3 separate regions of the Homo sapiens genome follow, and all the other regions are linked to region 3. The links are chromatin loops, found by intact Hi-C in ENCODE. Cell type or tissue: Panc1. All regions are shown on one strand. Region 1 has its middle 230 kb from the start of LINC02424. Region 2 has its middle 110 kb from the start of LINC02424. Region 3 overlaps NAV3 (neuron navigator 3).

What was found. Hi-C counts contacts between places; a loop is a spot of excess contacts. Peaks named below come from ENCODE experiments on the same cell type or tissue, not always from the same donor. Only the 100,000 strongest peaks of a DNase experiment are listed, where the experiment ranks them.
Region 1: it touches region 3 in a loop (3-fold over the local background); 6 of 110 quality-filtered maps call a loop at or near these places.
Region 2: it touches region 3 in a loop (4-fold over the local background); 4 of 110 quality-filtered maps call a loop at or near these places.

The regions. Positions count from the first base shown.
Region 1 is chr12:78,581,104-78,589,103 of GRCh38, reverse strand. No RefSeq gene overlaps it. Among named protein-coding and RNA genes, the nearest start is that of LINC02424, 230 kb to the right of the region's middle. In Panc1, CTCF peaks have their summits at 3,992 and 4,193 (motif pointing right); a DNase peak (open chromatin) is centred at 4,179.
Region 2 is chr12:78,467,714-78,475,713 of GRCh38, reverse strand. It overlaps the pseudogene MRPL11P3. Among named protein-coding and RNA genes, the nearest start is that of LINC02424, 110 kb to the right of the region's middle. In Panc1, CTCF peaks have their summits at 4,746 and 4,952 (motif pointing left); a DNase peak (open chromatin) is centred at 4,943.
Region 3 is chr12:78,177,566-78,185,565 of GRCh38, reverse strand. It overlaps NAV3 (neuron navigator 3), which reads right to left. Exons shown (of 40, transcript NM_001024383.2): 28 at 7,881-7,946; 29 at 5,884-6,037; 30 at 4,521-4,695. Among named protein-coding and RNA genes, the nearest start is that of LINC02424, 180 kb to the left of the region's middle. In Panc1, CTCF peaks have their summits at 3,625 and 3,829 (motif pointing left); DNase peaks (open chromatin) are centred at 195 and 3,842.

The DNA of each region.
Region 1 (8,000 bases), 400 kb before region 3:
GAGCATATGTATATATACATATATGTACCTATGTGTTTCTATACATATATACACATTTGTATACACATACATAAGTACATATGTGTGCATATATATACATATATGTGTGTATACATATAAATATATGTGTGTTTATATGTATATATACACATATATGCACACCTGTATACATGCATACATATACATGTGTATATGTACCTATATACATATATGTACATATACATATGTGTACATATACATATGTGTACATATGCATATATGTGTATATATACATATGTGTACATATGCATATATGTGTATATATACATATGTGCACATATGCATATATACGTGCATATATACATATGTGTACATATACATATATACATGCATATATACATATGTGTACGTATATACGTGTATATATACATATGTGTACATATATACGTGTGTATGTGTGTGCATATACATATATACACATGTGTACACATACATATATACACATGTGTACATATACACATGTGTATATATATGCATATAAAACTACACATATGTATCTGAGTTCATTAAAATGAAGAGTTAATAAAATTCTAGCCATTGTATTAATTGCTAGGTTAATAATTTTGATTTAAATTATATATCCAAGTTTTTAAAACATTTTAAAGAAATTTGTCCATGGTTTACAGTAGTAAAAGTATATGTATAGAGCATGATAAAAAAGGTCATCTGGCTCTATAATCTGTTCTTATTATAACCAGATGAATAGATTTAAGCAAAGCATTTGCCCTCAACTCATACGTTGAATAAACTTTTATTCATTTGTGAGAGCAAAACGTGGTCATGTATGTGCATGTGCATCTGTTTTTACATCTACAAATACTTTATAAAGAAGAGAATTAAGCAATTTTTTAAGAAAAACATAACAAAAATATTAAACATTCATTCATTTAACAATTATACTCTGAATATTATGGATACTACAAATGAGATTAGGATTGAGAAAGGGAGCGAGACAAACAATAATGTATAAAGAAAAGTGCCTTCCTTCAAGAAGGCCCTTTCTTTTAAGTTTGTATATAAAATGCCATAGAAAATTAAATATGATGCCTGTCAATTTGCCAATTCACTTTCAATTTATTCTATGTGCTACTCAGTTATTGTATCTCTGCTGTGGTTATAAGGGACTATAAGAGGCTATTCCCAATTTAATCCATGTTGATGCAATGTATAGAAGAGAAATAGCATTGCAGTCAGCCAGATAAAATAAAATCAAAGCTTCACTTATAAAATAAAATTTACTTATGCTCTGAGTCTTTTTCTTCAAACTTAAAATGCGGATAGTATTTTCCTTACAGTATTATTTTCAAAATGAAATTAAATGAAGCAGTATCTCTCTATCAATCTATCTAGCACTTAGCCTTTCTAAATATCTCTTTAATTCTTAGTGGACAGTAAAGGACAACATGTAATAAAATGAAGAACATATAAAGAGAGATATGTGCTGGATTGCTCAATAGGCAAACTAAATAGGCACTTTGATGAATGGATGGTGCAGTGCATTGGGGAAGCCGCCCCCAGGACAAAGGGAGCAAAAGTGTGTGCTCCCCAGATCTTGAGAGCCACCTGCCTGGGGCTGCTGCCACTGACAGCAACCCTGCCCCCTCCAGTAGCAGACCTTCTATGCACCTGCCATGCACTTTTAGGGGGAATGAGGTGGGTCCACACAGTTGCCATTCTGAAACCTTAGGACAGGTGTGCCCTGCCCACTGCTGCCCCTGCTGCCCCAGCATGCTGTCCAGGAACCTGGGAATCAACCCAATCCACCAGCCACAGCTGGTGCTCTTGGACACCATAGGGATAACCTAAGGAGTGGCCCATCTGCTCATTGCAACTGCCAGTGGCCATGCACATCATCCAGGCCTGTGGGATCAACTCACTACACCTGATTTTGCTAGTGCCCATGATCACAGTAGGGGGACCTGAAAACAAGGTCATCCAACCCACCATCAGTGCCTGAGTGAGATCCAGGGACATGAGGAGAGGCCCATTTTGCCCACCACTGTTGGTTCCCAGATGGGCCATCTAGGGGTCTGGATAGGGCTATCTGGGGGCCTGGAGTGGACCACCTCACCCACTGTAGCCTCTGCCCCTGTACCCCACTGGGGGGCCTGAGGACAGACCCATCCAGCCTGGCACTGCCACTCCCGGGACCTGTGCATGTTTTCCTGAATCCTATGGATAGACCCATCTCTCCCACTGACATTGCTGCTTGTGCACACCTTGTGGGGACCTAAGGATGGGCCCACTCAGCCTGTTTGCCCACATGCACATGATACAAAGGCCTTGAGGTCAGTCCACCCCACCCACCAGGGCACATGCACACCTTCTAGGTACATGAACAGGCCTGCCCAACTTTCTGCCACTAATGCTGCTGGTGCCCACTTACAGGTACCACTTGGGAGCCTGGGGATTGCAGTGCACAGTCTGCTACTTCCACCTCTGATGTCCACACATGCTACCTGGAGGCCCAAGGATTGGCGTGATGCTGCTGCTGTCTTTCTGAACACCATGCACACCGCCCAGGGTCCTGAAGACCTGCCTGCATGCCCAGTCCACTGCTGCCACTGCCAGAAATTTAGCAAGCTGTCTGAAGGCACAAGGATTGGCCTGCCCAGAACTACTACCACCAGTGCCCATATATAACATTTGAGTGTCCAAGGATTGGCATGCCAGGCCCACCAACACCTGAAGACAAGCCCCCCTGATGTTCCTGCCTTCAGCAATGCCTCAATTTCAGCTTCCACTAATAAGCATAGCCTAAACCACTGAGAAACTCATAAACACTACTGATGCAGATTATAGTTGAGGAAATTACACAGAGATTACACTACTGTGCACACTCAGATTCAAAGGGAAAGCACTTTAAGCAACTTACACTATAAATGAACCCATAGAAAAAGTCTTCTACAAAAGCCAATGCATAGCATTGGAAAGAGTGACTGTTATACCTGATGCCCAAATATCAATGGAAGGACACAAGAAACATAAAAAAGCAAGGAAACATAACAACTCTAAAGAAACACAATAATTCTCCAGCAAGAGATACCTATGAAAAAGAAATCTATAAAAGGCCTGCAAAAGAAACTGAAACAATGATTTTTTAAAGAAACTTAGTGAGATACAAGAGAACACAGATAATAATACAGAGAAATCAGAAAAACAATTTACAAACTAAGTGAGAAACTCAAAAAAGAGATATATACCATAAGAAAGGACCACTGGAACTGAATAACTCAAGGAATGCAATAAAAAGTGCAAATGAGAACATCAAAACTAGACTAGATGAAGCAGAAGAAATAATTTCTGAACTTGAAGACAGATCTTTTGAAATAACTTAGACTAAAAAAAGAAAAGAATAGGAAAGAGTAAAATCTACATGAGATATGGAATACTATAAAGGTACCAAATATATGAATTTGGGGTGTTCCAGAAGGAGAAGAGAAGGGCAAAAGCATAGAAACTTTATTTAATCAAATAATAGCTAAACATTTTACAAGTCTTGCAAGAGATATAGAAAATGGATACAGAAAGCTCAAAAAAAAAAAAAAAGTAAAAACAAAACTCCAAATAGATTCAGTTCCAAAAGATCTTGTTCAAGGCAGATTATAGTCGAACGGTCAACAGTTTTAATATTTCTTTTCTTTGCTACTCTGATTATATATTTTCAAATAATCTGTCTTCAAGTTTATAGATTCTTCTGTTTTACCAGTTTTGCTGTTGATGCTTTCTATTGCATTTTTTATTTTGTTCTTTGTATTTTTCATTTCTAGGATTTCCATTTGATTTTTTAAATCATTTTAACCTTTCTGTTAAATTTCCCTGATACATTTGTGAAATTACTTTTTTGTGTTTTCTTTAAGATACCTGAACTTCCTTAAGTAGCTAATGGGATTCTTTGACAGATCACATGCCTTTATCCCATTAAAGTTATTTATTGGCACCTTATCTTGTCTTTTTGGTGATGTCATATTTCCCTATTTATTTATTCTTGATGTTTGTGTATGACAGTTGATTTTCGTGCATTGAAGAATTATATATGTATTTATTCTTCAGAGTCTGGCTTTGTTTGCTTTTGTCTTTCTTCAGTAGGACAGTTCAGAAGTTCTAAGTAAACTGACTTGGGTTCCCTAACCCCTGACAACTGCAGCCATTTCAGCACTAGAGGGTGCCCTAAGTCCAGGTCTCCTGCAAGCATCCCAAGGACTCCAAGTTGGCATGGCTATCTGGCCCCTATGAATGTGGGGAAGACCTCAGTAGGACACACAGACTATATGAGAAAAACATATACAGTGCTAGTCCAATTAAAAAGCAGCATCAGTAGCTATATTAATGTCAAACCAAGTAGATTTTGAAACAAGAAATATTACCAGTGATAAAGAGGAACATGTTACAATGATGTATGTGTCAATTAATCAAGAGGACATACAACATCAAATAATGGAGCTACAAAATACAAGAAGAGAAAACTGATAATGCAGGAAGGACAAATGGACAAATTCACAATCAATTATAGTTAGAGATTACGAAAGCTTCATTAATTAAAGAAAGAAAGCAAAATAATCAGTAAGCATATAGAAGTCTTGAATAAGACTTCTTCAACATTGCCTGACATTTATTGGACATTAGATCTAAAACAGCAGAATATACATTTTTCCAAGTGCACACAAATATTCACTAATATATACTAGATTCTGAACCATAAACTCAATAAATTTAAAAGGATTGAAATTAGAACTACTAAGTCCTTTCACCACATAGAATTAAACATGGAATTGAAAACTTGTAAAAATAACTGTAAAACTCCAAAGTCTTTGGAAACTAAACAAATGACTTATAAATTAACTATGGGTCAAATTTAAAAATCACAAGGTAAATTAGAAAGTAGTTTGAATTGAATAAATTAAGACATAAATATCAAAATGTATTTAATGCAGTTAAAACAGTACTTTAAGAAAAAGTTATTGCAATAAATATTTGTGTCCGAAAATATGGACATGCTAAATTTAATAATCTAACTTTCAAACAGTCTTAAGTTTAATAATCTAAGTTTCAATGTATGGAAGCTAGAAGAAGTAAGACAAATGAAACCTAAATTAAAAAGCAACAAAATAGAAAACAGAAAATAACAAAAATAAAGTTAAAATTAAACAATTAAATTTTTTAAAAAATAACATTGATATACCTTTAGCCGGACTATCAGGAAAAAAGGGAAAAGATATAAATTGTATTACCAGAAATGTAAGAGGGCTATTCCTACAATTCTTATATACATTAAAAGGATAACAGGGAAATATTTTCATCAACTTTATGCCAATAAGTTTGACAAGTTAGAAAAACAGACATAATATTTTTGAGAGGGTTTCACCATTTCTTATTGCACAACTTTGAAAGTCCTTCCGCAGAATTCAAAACAAAAGAAAAATAAATTGCTCATTACCTTATCACTCCAAGTTAAACCATGTTTGTGTTTCCTTTTACTTCTTTTTTACTGATGCATAATAATTGTAGATATTTGTGGGTACGTGTGATATTTTGATACATGTGTGATGATTAAATCATGGTATTTAGGATATCCGTCATCTCAAACGTTTATCATTTCTTTGTGTTGGAAACATTTCAAATCTTCCCTTCTAGCTACTTTGAAATATACAATAAATTATTAACTATAGTCATCCTATGTATTATTGAATGCTGGAACTTACTCCTTTTATCTGACTGCATTTTTCTCCCATGAGAATACAATCTTTGAAAGCACAAAGTGCCAATGGTCTTTCAAGAAGAAATAGATAACCTATATAACACTATATCTCTTAAATAAATTAGGTTAATGGTTAAAAACCTTCCCACAAAGAAAACCCTCAGGCCTATATAGCTTCGCCAGTGATTTCTACCAAGTATTTAAGGAATAATCCTACATAAACTTTTCCAGAAAATCAAAAAGGAGAGGAAAAACCTTTTATTAGTCACTGTCTTGTTTGTTGTATGCCCATGTGAAAACAAAAAGATCACCCCCTTTCTTATTTGAACATAGGGTTTTGGGAAAGCAAAGACAAACTCTTTATGGGGAAATGTGTTCTGGACAGTACAAGCTGCCCCAGAAAGAATCACATTCTGTCTTCATAAAGTGGAGGAGGCCAGGCATTCTTGAGGGAACACATATTTCTCACACTTGTTCTTGGGCATAGTAACAGAGGTGTGGTGGAAATCAAGAGGAAGGAGTAGTGGGGAACGGAAAGGAATGATTCTGTGAAGAGAAATATTAGGATGTTTTTTCGAACATAGTTCATAAATTTGAAGAAAAAATAAAAGTTAAATATGATGTGTAAAGCTTATTAATATAATCTACATTACAATTTATATTTTGCAGTAGATGGTGTTATGAGTCATAACATGTAATAAATCATAGCTTTTGGCGGGGCAGAGTGGATCATGCCTGTAATCATGAGCATGAGGTCAATGGGAGGCCAAGGTGGGAGGATCACTTGAGGCCAGGAGTTTGAGACCAGCCTGGCCAACATGGTGAAACCCCATCTCTACTAAAAATACAGAAATTAGCTGGGTGTGGTCATGGGTGCCTGGAATCTCAGCTACTTGGGAGGCTGAGGCAGGAGAAACACTTGAACCTGGGAGGCAGAGGTTGCAGTGAGCTGAGATCGCGCCACTGGACTCCAGCCTGGGCAACAGAGCGAGACTCAATCTCAAAAAAAAAAAAAAAAAATTGTAGCTTTTAAGGTCGAGGTTTTTTCAGATTTTATTGTTTCTTAAGCAAGAGGTGTACATTATGTCTTAAAAGTAAAATATAACTTTTTTCTCAAAAAGTTATTGATTTATCTTTTATACACTCGTATCCTAGAATTAAAAAACAAGACCTTTAAAAAAGTTAAAAACACACATATGTATTTTATTTTTGTTCCCATTAGATACAAAAGTCATGTATTAGACCATCTTTCGTATTAAATCCAGGGACATAGCAAACCTTAGATCCAACTGTTTAGCCCTTGCCTTGCTCCCCAACTTCCCTGGATGGTGGCTGTCAGGTAGCACATCACTAGTAGCTTGAGATAGCAGTCTCTCATCCAGATCTGACTGTAATCACTCTCTATAAACCTGAAGTTATGCATTGACTATTTTGCCTTTGTTTCTGTTGGAATCTGATTTGTCTCAGTTAAAGTCACTCATCATTTTTTTTTTCCAAATTAGAAGGGAAATGAAACTTTTTCCTGCCATTTTGATCCTATCTGATACCACTACAGGGTATATTCATCCCCATTAGTATCTGCATTTATTTCTTACTGCCATGGCAACCAACCACTCTTAGCAAAATCCTCGATATCAGGTTCTCCATTGTCAATAGATAATCTGTGTTGTGTACTTTTTCAATTTCAGGTCTGAAAATTTCTGTATAATCCAACATATGTTTCTTTAACAGAAATAATCTATTTTTATTTTTAACTTCTTGAGCAATTACAAATTCAGTTATAAAATAGCATCATGTTTTTAAACAAACAAAAGAAAACAGATTCTTAAAGTCTTCCAGTTTTTGCCTCCAGAAAGGCCAGCCCAGTAGCCAAGAGGTCACTTTTATTTCTAGAAAAAATTATGTTGTGGCTTCTAGAAATTATACAACTGTTTGTATATTCCAATAACATGCTGACTTTTAAAACTAGCACCATCACTTATTTTTGCTTTTTCATTCACTATCTCACCCTAATCCTATGTTGCTATAAAAGCAGACTATTTAAAGATGGAATTTAGTTCTCTTCTTTATAGAAAAATTTATATAATTTTCTTCAAAATTTTGCTGAAATTCAACTGCTTATCATTTGAAGTTTCATTTCAATTATCCAAGATGCTATGTACTTGATCTAATTAGGTGTGCTGAAATTATCATTCAGGTCAGAAAGTCATTGTGTCTTATTATTTGACTTACAAGCTAGGATTTCAGCAGCTTGTTTTCTGAG
Region 2 (8,000 bases), 290 kb before region 3:
AACATTCCTCTCAGTAGCTGATAGGTCTGTGGAAAAAATGAATAGGATAAAAGCATATGTTCATATATCATAAACATGTATAGAACATTCAAACATTGGAAAATAGATGTTTCTAGGATAAAAGCATATATTCATATATCATAAACATGTATAGAACATTCAAACATTGGAAAATAGATGTTTCTCAGGAACCAATGGAATATTTATAATAAATAATGGGACATTTATAAGTCATTATAATTAAGGTTTAATTCATTGTAAGCCTTAAACAATACAAAAAATCCCACACCAACAGATTGTGAGTTTGCCACCCATACCATTCATTCATGTCTTAGAAATATAAAAATATGTATTTAAAGTATTCAAATTCAACAGATGCCAACTTTTAATGGGTGAGAATCAGGAGAGGACTAGAGAACTTCACCTTGACTGTAAGGTTTTGTTTCTAAAATCTGGTGCTTACACAGGTATCCATTAAAGTCTTCTTTATGCTTTTTTTTTGTATGCTTATCATATATGATTGATAATAAATGGGCTGGGTGCAGAGGCTCACACCTGTAATCCCAGCACTTGGGGAGGCCAAGGTGGGCGGATCACCTGAGGTCGGGAGTTTGAGACCAGCCTGACCAACATGGAGAAAGCCTGTGTCTACTTAAAATTAAAAAAAAAAAAAAAAATTAGCTGGGCATGGTGGCATATGCCTGTAATCCCAGCTACTTGGGAGGCTAAGGCAGGAGGATTGCTTGAACCTGGGAGGCGGAGGTTGCAGTGAGCCAATACTGAGCTATTGCACTCCAGCCTGGGCAACAAGAGTGAGACTCCATCTCGGAAAAATCAAAAGAAAAAAAATTCTCTGGGTGTGTATTATGAGAGAGTACAATTCATAACAACATATCCTTTCTGTAAAAAAAAGTATCTTGTTTCTACCTCCCAGATATAAATAGAAAACATGAAAGATAATTTTATGCTTAAGTATATGAAGAAATGGTAAAAAGTGAACCAAAGCCATGTGAAAGCAAAATTGGAAACAAGCAACCATTGCACAGGATTACAAGCAACCATTGCACAGGATTAGGTCCCACTTGAATGCAGCAGCAGAAACCTTCCACTATATTTTTTCCACAAATTGTATTATGCCATGTGTTAATGAAAATTCTGGGTAAGAAAAGTTCTTAGTGAAAGAGCTTTAGGGAACATTACACATTGTATCTCCTCCTGGAGAAATCATAAGGCATATTATTACATGAAATGTCTCTGAGAAACTAGCTGTAAAATAAGCCTGTTAATTTTAAGTTCAGTTAAGTTCAAGTTTCTAAAACTCGTTTGATTATAGAATCCTGGTTTTAAGGAATGCCTACTAGCAAACTTTCAGAATATTAATAATCTATTGAACATAATTTGGGAAACTGTGCCCTAAACCTTTATCTCCTAGAGTCATAACTAAATAGGAAATAATTGTCATTTCTGTAGTTTAAGAGAGAATTCTAAATGTAGAACAGGATTTCTTAACGATGAGATCTTTGCTTATAGCTATCTACGAGACAGCAGATATTTTTAATTTAAAATATTTTAATTTCAATTTTATTTTTCATTGATTGCAAAAGCAAAACACAGAAATCTAATAAAATAGGAAAACAAAAAGGAAGAAAATAAACCTATGTGAAATGATGCTATCCAGATATAACCACTGTTGTAGTTACACAGGGAGGATGGGCCTCATCACATATATTTTTCTAATGTACTTCTCCAGAAAGCTTTGCCCAATTGAAGCATCTCTCCGTCTCTCTCTCAACCTGATTTTTGTGTTTTTCTAAAAATAATTTATAATCTTCTCAGAAAAGCCAGCAAACACTTACTATCTTAATCAATTTAAGCAGACTATTTAAAGCTCATCATGTGGTTCATTCAGGATCTATGTCAAAGGCTGAGTTCCAAGGAGACATCTACAGTCAGTTAGGGTTAAATAATTGTTCCCTTACCGAAAGAGCAATTCGGGAGATCCATTGGTCAGTACTGCAGTTCTTTTATTGACGTAACCTTTATTTCATTCATACATTTATGCAATCATTTATTTATCTACTTAACTAGAAATCCTATCCATTTAACCAGAAAATAAAGATGTATATTTAAGACCAAAAAAAGGAAAATAAAGGTATATGCTCTCTCTTCAAACTAAACTGGATTATACAGGCATGGGTGTAGCATGGTAAATGTGTAGGGGAAAAAAGAGAGGAGATCACCATCTCAAATTTGTCTTGAGTCTCAAGTAAAGAAACAAAACCGTAAGAGTCAAACATGATTTCATTAATGCTGGCAGCTTTCCAGAAGGAGCAAGCCATATTCCTGGCTGATCAGAAAGAGGCAGATTTGGCAGCCCAGGGAGAAGCTGCCAAGAAGTGACTCCTGACTCCCACACTCCAAGATTTTGAAGGTAGGAGCAGGGAATGGTGTCCGTGGGAAGGCTGTGCCAAAGGGGAAAAGGGATGTCACAACAACCTGCTTATTATGTTCCTGACTTTTGAAAAATTATTATTATAATTTTTAGAGACAGTGTCTTGCTCTGCCACCCAAGTTGGAGCACAGTAGCACAATCATATTAATAGCTCACTGCAGCCTCTAGCTCGCGGGTAGCTGGGACTACACACACATACCATAGCCACCAGCTATTTTTTTTTTTCTTTTTTGTAAAGACAGAGGGTCTAGTTTTGTTGCCTAGGCATACCTCAAACTTCTGGCCTCTAGCAATCCTTCCGCCTCAGCCTCCCAAAGCACTGAGATTACTGGCATCAGCCACCATAGCCGACCACCTGACTTTAAATTATTTATGTACTTGTACCCATGTGGCTGATAGCAAGCCAAAACTTCCTTTGCTACTCCCCCACCCCCAAAGAAAGAATTAGTCCAGTGGAGTATTGTTTCACATAACACGTAGAGAATATAGTTAAAATTTATTCTAAATAATGCAATTTGGAAGAAGAGAATTCTGAGTTAAAACTGTCTTAATTTGCAGTTTAGAGGTTTCCCTACTACTTAAATACATAATACAAATCGGTAATTCTTGCTTTAGAAAGTACTGTGCCAGCAACCTTGTTAGATAAACACTGTTTTCAATTATCTTAATTTTTTTAAAGAATGCATTGATTTAAAATTATTTAAATGGGTAGAACTGCAAGTATAAATAGAAACGTGTGGTATATATGGTATCCTATGTAGGGTATCCATTTCCCTGTTAAACTTATACTTTCAGTTTAAGTTTATTTCACATGCCCCTTAATTTTCACTTATGACCTTTGTAAGTCATCATTCACATAGTCTACCACTATTCCTAATTAGCAGTACAACTTAATTACCTAAACTTATGTCTGTTAACTTCTCCAAATTCTTAGTTATGAAAAAATTAAAACAATTTGGAGAGAATGGCCATACTCTGAGCCCCAGCCAGATGTACCTAAATCAAACATGAACACCATTTTAATATTTATTTCAAAGGTAGGAAATTAGAGGTGTGAGAGTGTGCGTTTGCAACATTTCTGTGTTGTGTTCAGGCAATTTCAGAAATGTTTTAAAGAAGGCAAAAACCAGATAAACATAAATGAAAAAATTTCTAAGTGCACACTTAATAAACATGCCATTTGAAGCCTTCAGGAAAAAGAAATTGATCTATTTTTAGTAGCTAGGCATTATTTCTTAGCCATTTGCAGATCTAATGAGCTTAAAAGTTAATCCTTCAGTTTCTTCAAAATGTTAGCACATTTAACCTAATTCACAAAATGTTCTCAGGTCTAAATCTGTCAACAGATTATTAAGAGACGCAGTGACTTTTCTTCTTGCTACTCTGATAGCATTGCTGTAACCTCTAGTGTCTTTAATAACACACAGTTTCCAGTTCATAAATACAGTACAAAACAATGCATATGCTATTTTGTTATAAAGGACACAGGCAAATGAGAGAGATGCATAAAAACAATGCATATGCTATTTTGTTATAAAGGACACAGGCAAATGAGAGAGATGCATAGGGTAAGATGTGGTAGGGAGAGTGCATGGGGCTTCCATGCCCTCTCTGGGCATGCCACCCTCACAGTACCTCTATGTGGCAACAGCTTGGGAACTCTCTAAACCCTATTGTTTAAGGTTTTTTATGGCAGTTTCATTAAGTCACTGTTTTCCTGAGTTCTGTGAACCACTCTAGCAAATTATCAAACCCAAAGAGAGGATTGTGAGAACTCCTGTTTAATAGCTTGTCAGTACGGGAGGCTCTGGACTTGTGACTGGTGAGAGAAATGAGGGTAGTTTTATGGGACTGAGCCCTTAATCTGTGGGGTCTGTGCTAACTCCAGGTAGTTAGTGTAAGAAGTGAGTTAAATTACTGGTGTCAGCTAAGAACTGGTTGGTGTGGGAACCCCTACTCATATTTGGTATCAGAAAAGTTGTGAGAGTGAGTATTAAACAATTTTTTTTCTTACTATATACAGTAACCAAAATATGAGCAAAATCCTTAGAGAATCAGAGAATAGATAATTCATCCTTGGAGAGTTAGAGAAAATATTATTGGAAAATGTATATTTGAGCTGATCAAAAAATGAGTGGGAATTTACCATGTACACAAAGGCAAAATATCATGAAAGGATGGGCAAATGGTGAGACATTCAGCTTGTCTGGCAGTAAACTGTATGGCTATGGAACAGAGTGACAGCTGACACCGAAGAGAGTAATCAAATGCTCATTGTGAAGCAACTTGAACTTCGTGATACGGAATCTGCACTTTTGACTAAAGATGGATCAGTTAGCATCCATTGGTCACAAGCTACAGAAATCTCAAGTAAAATTGTCTCATGAGGGTAACTTCATGAAACAGTTACTGAGTTCACATTGGGTTCCCAGGACTCATTCTATCTGACATCTCTGCTTTCCTTCATGATGGTTTTATCTCAGGCTCCACCTGGTGGCAAGAAAGCTGCCAGAGACCTCTAGCTATATTCTTCAAATTCTAATCCAAAAGGAAAGTGTCAATTTTCCATAGCTCTTTCAAGTGAACAGACAGCTACCATCTGCTGCAGGGCCACATCCTCCCAAGTTCTACTCTGTGCAGGATGAGAGTGCCTCTTCTCTGTAACCATATTACACAACCCAAGGTTCAGTCTGATTGCACCAATTTGAGTGACAGTCCCATCCCTGAACAAATTGCTGTGCTGGGGTGTGGGAGTGGGGAGCAGGGGGACTTTGGTCAGGACTGGCTAAATACCCACTGGAAAAAAAATGACTGTAGCTAGGGGAATTTGGTACCCTTGTTAAAAAGGCAAAAAATGGGAAATGGAATGCTGAGTGTCAGAAAAAAAATATGAGACCTTGGATTAAACCAATAAAGTTTCAAGAGGAGAAAGAAAATATAATATAAAATCATTTACTTAGAATATATTGGTCCTCAGAATTATCAGATGTGGAAGGAGAGGGAGATAGAGAGATTGATACTATTTATAGGCCACAACTGGAACTGATGTTAGAGATATTTTCAGGATATAACTCACACTTTCTCCAGATAGTCCCTGTGCTCATCAGACTCTAATGAGTAGATTCTAAATCTCTGTGAAATAATTAAAACTACTAAAATATTGATAAACTTGCACTAATACACCTGCAAATAAACTCATGGGCATACATTTTCTTAGATTCTAATCTATGTGCTCTTAATTAATGCAATGTTAATTAAAAATGTGTTTATGATACTGTTATTGCCATTATAGCTGATTTTTTAGCTGAAATATTTTTAAAAGGATATTTCTATGAGCTCTTGCAGAGAAAAATGACTCCAAATCTAATGTTCTGTTATTTGATTTTAACTATTAAAAAATCTTTGAGATAAGTTTCAACAAAGAAAATTTTAATCAAAAGGTTTTGTTAAAACTAATTCCAAAAAATTTTCTGCTTATCTACTTTTAAGAATACGAAAGATAAAATGTAAATTTTAGGGCTGATTTATCAAAGGATTCATCATAAATGGGACTTCAGTCTTGCCTACTCCATTAGGCTTTCAACTTGTTGCTCATTATTAAAGAAGATAGAATGTTTTATACACAATATGCAAGCAATTTAAATTACCTAAATGAGTCCCTTTAAGTAGCTGTCATCTCTGTCTCTGAACATTCCCCATCAGAGCAATTCCAGATCCCATTTAACTATGCTATTCAGCATTTTACTGACGCACCACTTTCATGATTATCTACACATTTAAAACTTAGTAATTCTAGACTTCAAAAAGGATAGACAACAAAAGTCAGCTTTGTAGATATTTGTTACATAAAATAAATTTGTGAGAAAGTTCTGTGTTTAAAATGTATTTGATACCTATTGGAGGGCAACTACAAGGTAGCCAGTTTTAATCATGCTTTTTAGATTCAGTAACTTAAAGGCTAACATAAGAGGGTACACCAGATGGGATACAAGATGACTCCACAGAACTAAACAATGCCTATGATATGTTGTGGGGAGCTCTAACTAGAAACAACCACTGGCCCACTAAGAAGAGACTCGCCTAGGAGGTGAACTTGACAGAGACCACCGTCTACATATACAGAGTTCTTGGCCCTCTATTAAAAAGTTTCTTCTCTGCCATTGGCTAAAGGAGAAATAATTGAATGCTCAGAGGGAGAAGTTAAGGGCTGCTCTTGGCTTGATGACATACATGCCCAGTAGTTTCACATCTCCGCTAAAATAATTACAAACATTATGACCTTGGACTTTCAGTCTCTGTGCCTCATTTGTTAAATGTGGTCAACAATGCCTCTGCCTCCAAGGGTTAAACTCAAAATATTTATCAATTAGTTAAGGCACAGGCACATACCAATCAGAAAAGAAGTGTGACCAATCAGAACAGTCTTATATGGTGAATACCAGCTTAATGTCTGCCTTCCTTTCCTCATACAATTGATATAGCAATTAAGTGAGATAGCTGTGAAAGCTATAATCGCACATTGTATCAGCAGAGACTCAAAATATTTACCTTATTCTTCTACTTCTTCCTGTTTCTTATCCTTCTTCAATGCACAAGAGTAAGATTCCAAGCACATTCTCTTATTCGCAACTGCAATGCTTTCCAAAAGTCCTAAACTTGGATAAGGCTTGAAATGTGTCTGTTCAACTCTAGGGACTACAGAGAGAAAAATTGTTGCCAGTAACATAGAGAAGTTTAAAAGTTTATCATTGGTTCTTATCTCTCTGTATGTGATTGTATGTGATCTTTTTAAATTCCCATGAATTATCACCTGAGTACTAATGATTCCCAAATCTATTCAGCCCAAGTCTCTCAAACTATGTCTTTAACAGCTCCGTTTATATCATTCATTTATTTAACAAATATATATTTAGCAACTTCTAGATGTCATGACATTGCTGGGCATTGGTTATTGGATAATGAACAAAACAATATACCCCAACCAGAACATGCCCCCAAAACCTCTTATCTTTCACAGGAATCAGTTCATTTTCCTGCCTTTCCTAACTCAGTGAATGGTAGCACCAATCAACCAGTTGCCCAAGCAAGAGTTTCAACTGATATATTCAATTCCTCCCCCTTACCGTCCAATACTCCACATAAAATCCACTTCAATCATGGAAGTGTATTCTTCAGAACAGAGTATTATCTAATGAGTACTTGTTAGGACCATCTTGCTCAATAAGAGAAAGAACATTTGTAGTTTTATACCCCTTTTAATAACTTTTTTTTGCCACTGTGTTTTATATTCAAGGGTAAAAATAAAAGCACATTTACCCAGCACACAGGAAAACTTTTCCTCTCTTCCCTCTTTTTCAGCATCCTGAAGTGTTATTGCTCTGGCCTCTGTGAACTCCATGGTACCTTTAATGATCATTTTGATATTGATTCTTCCTTGAGATGTGTTCCACAGCAGTTGTGACCTCTGACATCCCATTTTTCCATTGAAATGTATGTTTCACTCCTGCTTAGAGGCAACCTACATGTTTTGTCTTTTGAAGCTGAAGTC
Region 3 (8,000 bases):
ATAACATTAGCTCAGATTTGTTTACTGTCATTCTTTTCTCCCTCATAGTTTTATATCTTTCAATGGGATTTGCTTCCCATTCTAGCCTAACTGATTTGAAAAGCCTCAGCTTTCCAGAAGATGAATTACTGTGGTTGGGCTAAAGTTTCAATCTAAGAATTTATTTCTGCTTGCAAAGATCTTCACTCAAGTGTTGGGCCACTCACTGACTTTAGATGAGGAAATAAGAATTTTCTTTTTCTATTACACATAGGTCTGAGTAATACCTGAGTAATATTTAGTCACCATTATAACCATGACAAACTGACAGCCATCTGATTTTTCTATCCAATCTAAAATATCCAAGCTCAATATCCATGTAATTTATAAATGTAAAGGTGCTGAAATTGACTGTCAACTGAAATTATTTTCAAGCATTTGACACAGCCAGCTATATAACTACTCACCTTATCTTTATAATTATTAGGTACTGTTATTGAATTTCAACTGTGGCATTATACTGGAATTATGATTGCTCTCCGGAATCCTTTATGCTAATAGTTTCAAAACCAAAATAGTATTTCTAGTAATCAGCTAAGAGTTACAGAAGCATGATAAAGTTAGCTACCTTTAAAATATCAGCCTTTAAATGGTGATTAAAGATTAACTTTCAAAATATATTATACCAGATTAATTTCCAATTTGGAGAATTATTAAGGCAAACTATTCCAAATATATGCTTTCCTTTAATAATAATACTATCATAGAACCATGCTTAATATTAAGACAATGTTCTGTGGATAAATGAAACTCCATTACATTCTAAAGAGCACATGTTCCTGGTGAAAAGAGGACTCAACTGCTCTGACAATAAATTTATAGAAAAAAAGATTACGACTATAGCATCATAGAAATCAACACTCTAATAAGATGGCCTCCAAAAATAGAATGGTTTCTATTATCTTAATAATTAAGTATATGTAATTTTGAAAGTAAGCAATAAAAATACTCTAAGATCATAACAATTAAAAACAACTTTCAGAGCTTGAGAACTTTTAGAACTTTTAGAGCTTTGCAATAAATTTTTAAATCATCAAAGATAATCTCCTGCACTGGAGTTTAATTATTTTCCCAAGTTAACATCTTAATAGTCTTTCACCTTTTCACCTACTCCACTCAAAAATAAAACTCTTCCTTAAGTGTCATTTTAATTATCTTGCTCCTTTTTAAGAAGTTTAGAGTGGTTTACCATTGGCTATTCACATCTAGACTTCTGGTAGTTTGTGATCAAATTACTTTAGTACTTGTCTTAATTACTCATAAATGCTCAAAAATATTTGACCAATATTTATTAGGTATAAATGGTATCAGAAATTTTGCTGCATATTGGGAATGAATACCAAGATGAGAAAGAAAGTGAATTCCTTGTTTTTTTGGAGTATGTATTTCAGAATAGTTTAAGCACTCTGCTAATATAAACCAAACAATGAAACAGAAAGTAACTGAAGGGAGCCTGCTCTAGATAGATAGGTCATCCTGGAAGGCTTCCTTGAAGAAGTGGTATTTGGAGATAAGACCAGAAGGCTGAGGAATGCTAGATAAGTGAAGAACAAGGGAAAAAGATTCAGTCAACAAAAACAGTGCAAAACCCTGAGATGTGTAAGCTGGGTATGTTAAAGGAACACAGAGATGTTTAGGGTAGCAGGAATGTAGAGACAAGGGGAGGGTGAGGAGTAGTATGAAATGATGTGGATGGAAATAAGTATGGACCAAATCACACATGGCCAAGTAGTCCATAGCAAAGGAGGTTGGCCTGATTGTTGATCCACATAAGCTGCTTAAATTTGCCTTGGAATATGTTATTCATTTCATGCCATATTTACTTCTAAAAACTACACTTACAATATGAAATTTCTCCTGACAACAGTAGGATAAATATTTACCAAAGATGAGTGAATAACTATTCTTTGCTTTTATTATGTGGCTATTTAAAGCAAAATTAACACAATAGTGAAAAGTCCAGGTCCTGGATTCATCCAAGCCAGGGTTTGATTATTAGTTCTGCTGCTTACTAGTTTCATGATCTTGAACAAATTGTTACAGTCACTTTCCTAAGTCTTGGCTTCCTCAGCTATAAAATGGGGCTTTAACAGCACCTTCCTGGTAGAGTTATTGAGAACATAAAAGATAATACTTTTAAAGCACTTCATCCTCAGTGTTTACTAAGTTTTGCTCTTCCAGCCATTATTTGTGTTTATTCTAACTCCTTCTGTTGACTGTGGGTGGCTCACATCATGACTCCGAATCTCCCCAGTTCAGAGAATATTGACAGGATGGTCACCTGATGAAACAACTCCAGGAAAAACAGCAAGATTAATGTGAGAGCCTTCTGTATTTTTGTTTGTTTGTTTTTGTTTTGTTTTGTTTTTTACTAGAAAATAAGTCATGGTCCTCTGTCTATATTTTGAAGGAAAAATTAAAGAGGTCTGCCATTCTGGCTATAATTGAGTAAAATTCTGGCCAAAAACTGAAGACTTCTGAAATGTCTGTCTTTACTGGATGCAAGGAACATGCAATTAATATTTCAGGAACTAGATATTTGCCAATTATCCTCTCTCCTGCCTACTTTCTTTATCTTAAGATTAATCATGAAACTTAGAAAGTCTGTCTGTTAAAAAGCCCCAGCATAAAGGCAGTTTTGATTTCCAAGTGTTGAACCCACTCCACAAGAGTGAAAGTAATGAAAACAATATTCTGGTTGTGTGATTTAATTTTTTTAGTTCAGACATAAGTATCACTATTGAAAAATAATTAAGGAAATAAGATATATTAAAAATAACTTAGGGAATGGGTAAAAAAAGGTATTAAAAAAACGTAAAACTTGGCTCCTCCTAAAAAATTGCCTTAAATTCTTAATCATGGCCATCAATGTGTTAAGACCAATAAACATAGAAATTGTAAATTTAAACTCTTTGATTTTATATTTATCTTTATGAGTTCTATTTTTCCTAGATACTAAGTTTTTTTTATATGTGTCTGTTTTTTCTAAACCACCTTCAGTATTAAACTTGCCTCCTTCAAACCTTATCATATTTTCATAAAATAAAACAGAATTTTATAAAAGGCAGTGAAACCCTACCATTAGTCTGACCTATAAGGTACTGGCCTTTGTCTTTTCCTAGGAGACAAGCCTGAGGATCCAGAAATGCACTGGTCATTATGAGATGTAGATCTTACTTCACTTCTCTGTCAGGTCCATCAGCAACAAGCCAACATAGAGGATGTTGTTCAGAACTGCCAGATTCTATACATTTAAACATTTGCGTTCTTTCTTTTGCAGAATATTTTGTTGAGTGTGGATAATACTTTATGTGTAATTTACAAACTCAAATTACCATCCACTTCCACAGTCTTATTTTACCTAATGATCTATAAGTTCATTTAATTCTGAAATCTCTTGCTTTTTACTTGGCTTCTGACATTAGTTGTACTTGATGCTTATTCTCAGAATTTATTTTCTTTCTCTAATCCCCACCAGAAGTTTACAAAAGTTGTTTTCTTAAATTACAGGGAGTGCCCACTTGTCTTTTACATATAAGATGAAGGCCATTATTTTATATTATGAAGAGCAGCCATAATAGCAGAATTTTTAACATTCTGTCTTTTTAGAAGAGATGTGATTCATTGGAAATGTAATCAATATCAGCATGCCATGTCATTTCCCTTCTCCTTCTCCTTCTGTATTTTAATATGATTTAAGGCAAGCAGTGTACTATCTCCATTCTATAATGGAATCTAACGTTGGCTAGGAACATACATATTATTGGTTTCCAAGCGTCATCTGGTGGCCGTGCTTCACAATTACCATAGATCCTCATGTAAATATTATATAGACTAAATTCTCTATCCTTGAAATGATTCTCTTGAATGAACTGTTCCACAGAAACAGCTACACTTTATGCTTGAATGGTTCATGAGATATTAAGATGACATTATGTCATATGATTCTATTTGCAATCAAATCAAAACTGTACCCTTGTTCCATCACTAGTACTGTGTTCTTTATCTTTGTTGGAAATTTAATAGAGCTGCAGACTGGGTGACAGTAGCATTATTGTTTTCTCAGAGCAGCATCACACAGGTTCATCAAGTCAGATTTAGAAAATAAAGCCTGCTACACTTATAAATGGGTTTTGCACACTTAATAAAAGTCATTGGGGTTATTATTATATCCATAAGTACTAATTATCATCACTGAGAGTATTTCTTCATCATCAGAATCATGGAGAAAGTACTTCCTAGGGAAAAGTGATTTCTTAAAAATATTATGAAGACCATATCTCTAAGACTGACTTTTGGACAGAGAATGTGCTTTTAAAATTATAACTAAGTAGACTAGATTTATAAGATCAAACTAGGACTATTTCTGAGAATTAGAGTGTAACATTTTTAAGAGTACGTAAAGTTCTCCAAATTCCAGGCTTCCCACCCGTTAACTCATGGGTATGCTGTGATTCAGGCAAGCATGTGCACTAAATCACCTGAGCTAACAGCCTCTGTGATGTTCAAATTGTTTAGAGAAAGTCCTAATGACTGCCTGGAAGATGAAGAGGAGGTGCTGCTTGAGGATTCTGACGGTGGCCGAGTAGGCTTAGCTGTGTTACCAGTTTCTGCCTTCAACCGGTCATTTTCAGCTTTCAGTATTTCAATTTCATTCTGTTATGAAGATGGAAAACATGAAAAAAACTGAGTTGGTTTGATTGAGAAAATAGCACCAAGTCTTTTATCAGAGTTAATTAGCTTGTTTGTTAAATAAAACATGTTAATATGTTAAATAAAGAAATATAAGATATGAAATAGGATTTCCTTCCCAAGAAGGAAATTTAACCTTTTTCTCTCTCACACATTATACATTCCTGAATTCACAAATATAGACAATCCAACCATTCGACATGCTTATCATTATTTTTTAACTAAATCATGAGGACTTGGTCTCATTTGAATTAAGAAAAATATGATGAAATCATTCATAACACTTCTCATTTTAAAGGTGATGTTAAAATCTTATAAGCATATAATGCCATTTGTAATATTGTTATAAATCTGTAGACAGTTGAAAGACAGAGCAAAACAAAAATAATGTCAATAAGGTGATTTAAAATTACTCCAAAATCATATCTAACATCTGAAAAAGTTTCTTTTTTTCCTTCCAATCGGGACACTAAGCTCATAAAAAAACAACAAAAGTCTTTAGATGAACATATACAGTGGCAGATGAATCTGCTCAGCAATGAGCTTTTCTTATTGCAGTCATCTGTGGTACCAAGTGATTACTGGTATACAATAATAAAATGAAAACTTAGTCTGAGCACAGACTGGTTCTGAATTTAGCCTTTAGATGTTTTTCAAAAAAATACACAAGCCTTACTTTTACAGATGGCATTCTAAATCACTTTTACTTCTGTATTCAGAAAGCTTGTGTTGAATTTCTATAGTTTCCTCATTACTTTTGTATTTCAGTAGAAAACTGGTGAAAGTATGTGAAAATCAGATTTCAAAAGAACAGGCAAAAAGCCAAAATAAAAGTAAATGATGGAAAAGTGAAGAAGCAAGAATTGTAGTAGCTTCTCTAAAAGCTTAGCTCTCAACCTGAATCCAATTACTAGTACAGTATCCTGAATGGTTCTTGAATACAACTTGCCAGTTTGCACTCCCACTTCCAAACTTGGATTTGACAAAATTCTCAATTCAGTACTAACAGATGAGTTGCAAAGACTGAATAAACAGAGTACATTTCTAAGGTGGGTTTCCAAGTGGAATTTATTCTGTGTTAACCAAGAGAACAGAATAAGCAGCATTTTTTTGTTTCTCCATTTTATTCCTTGAAAGTGCTTCAGTACCAACCTGCATCCGGTTCATGGCTTCCCGGATCTGATCAAGATGATGAGCAGAGCTGAGGGCCTCCAGCCGAATATCCGTTAATTTTAATTCCTTTTCTCTGAGCTCGCTCTTCAGCTGCAGAATTATCTCTGCCTCAGCTTCTGTGCATTCACAGATCCTGAAGAAGGAAACAAACAGAATCAGTGGCCTGGGGAAGCCAGAGGATTAAGAAAAGCACTGCCTCTTTTAAAGGCTGCACTGCAATATTCTCCAGCAGGTACAGATATGGTGTGCTGCTGGCAAAACCTAGAGAAAAGGAGAAGGAGTTTTACAAACGGTTATGCATTCACAGGTTCAAAACGGAAGTAGCTTTTTCTTTTAATCTTTTTTTCTATTTTTTAAAGTTTAAAAATAGTCTACTCTTACTGAATATAAAGTAATCCTAAAAATTCTTTTATTGGTGATATTTATAGGCAGAAAAGTCATAGATTACTACATTTCATTCCAACATTTTCAAGGGACTTAAACCTCTATTTGCAACATGTGACTATTCTTTTATAAGAGCAGTTATTACATTCTTAAAATGTTGATTTCTTCTTTTGTAAAATTGTGCAAAAAAAAAGCTTTGCCACAATACTGTCTTTAATTACCATAAAAATCCAATATAAACATTGTAGAAAATAAATTAGAGATATTACTTTTGGACATTTAAATAATGGGTGAGTTATATAACCTCCCTACTGGGCTCAGCTGATTTAGGAGATCACAGCTAAATCAAAGGTTTCAGCCCCTGTTAGCAGGCTAGCTGAGGGCTGTTTGAAGGAAACACATTGTATCCTTGTTGTGTTTTTATTGTTTTGTGGACAGCTTCGCAGGAAATTTGCCAAAAAAATTGTTTTATATTAACTAACATATTTTCCATTTAAAATTTGACAACTAGTTTACTGGCCACAAAATGACAGTGACATGTTCTTCCTTTCTGCATAAATGATAAAATTATGTAGGCAAAGCACAGTGGCCCTGTTCTATATGAGTTCTATGCTAGTTGTTGTCATGGGCATACAAGGAAATTAGATTTAAATAGTAAATAACACAGAGAATTATCTCACCAGAACACTTTTCTATATTCGAAATGTGTTCGTTCTTGTACAGTAGTCCCCCACAATTATAGTTTATCCACAATTTTAGTTTCTGTGGTTTAAGTTACCTACAGTCAAACATGGTCCAAAAATATTACAGTATTTTGGGCCAGGTGGGGTGGCTCGCACCTGTAATCCCAGTACTTTGGGAGGCCGAGGTGGGTGAATCACTTGAGGTCAGGAGTTCGAGACCAGCCTGGCCAACATGGTGAAACCCCATCTTTACTAAAAATACAAAAAATTAGCCAGGTGTGGTGGTGCACGCCTGTAAACCCAGCTACTCAGGAGGTTGAGACAGGAGAATCGCTTGAACCCATGAGGCAGAGGTTGCAGTGAACCGAGATCTTGACATCGCACTCGAGCTTGGGTGACAGAGTGAGACTTTGTTTCAAAAAAAAAAAAAAAAACACTATTTTGAGGAAGATAGAGACCACATTAATATAACTATTATCAGAAAATATTGTTGTAATTGTTCTATTATTGCTGTTAATCACTTATTGTGCCTAATTTTTAAATTAAATTTTATCATATGTAGGTATGCATGTATAGAAAAAAAAAACATAATATACATAGGGCTTGGTGCTATCTATGGTTTCAGGCATCCACTGGGGGTCTTGGAAAGTACCCCTGGTGGATAACGGGGGGCTACTGTACTACCAAAAAGTGGGCTATCATAAAAATGCTAGGTTAGATTAACTAATAGAATCAAAGAAAACTGGATTGCAGGTTGATTTTAGGAAACCAAATTTTAGTTGAAAAAACAGAAAGAGAAGGTATTTATTGTTGAAATGCATGTGAGTGATTTTAGAAAAAGCAAAAGCAAACACTACTTAGGTTAGAACCTGGATCTTTGCAGTATTCATGCATCGCACTCCACTTTACCGAGATCTATGCTTGTAGATCACAGGGCCATTTTGTCGTTTCTTTGGTGGCCAGACAAGGGGTGACCTGTATGTACATACAGTTAGACAGATACATGGACAAATGCCCATGAAAAGAAGT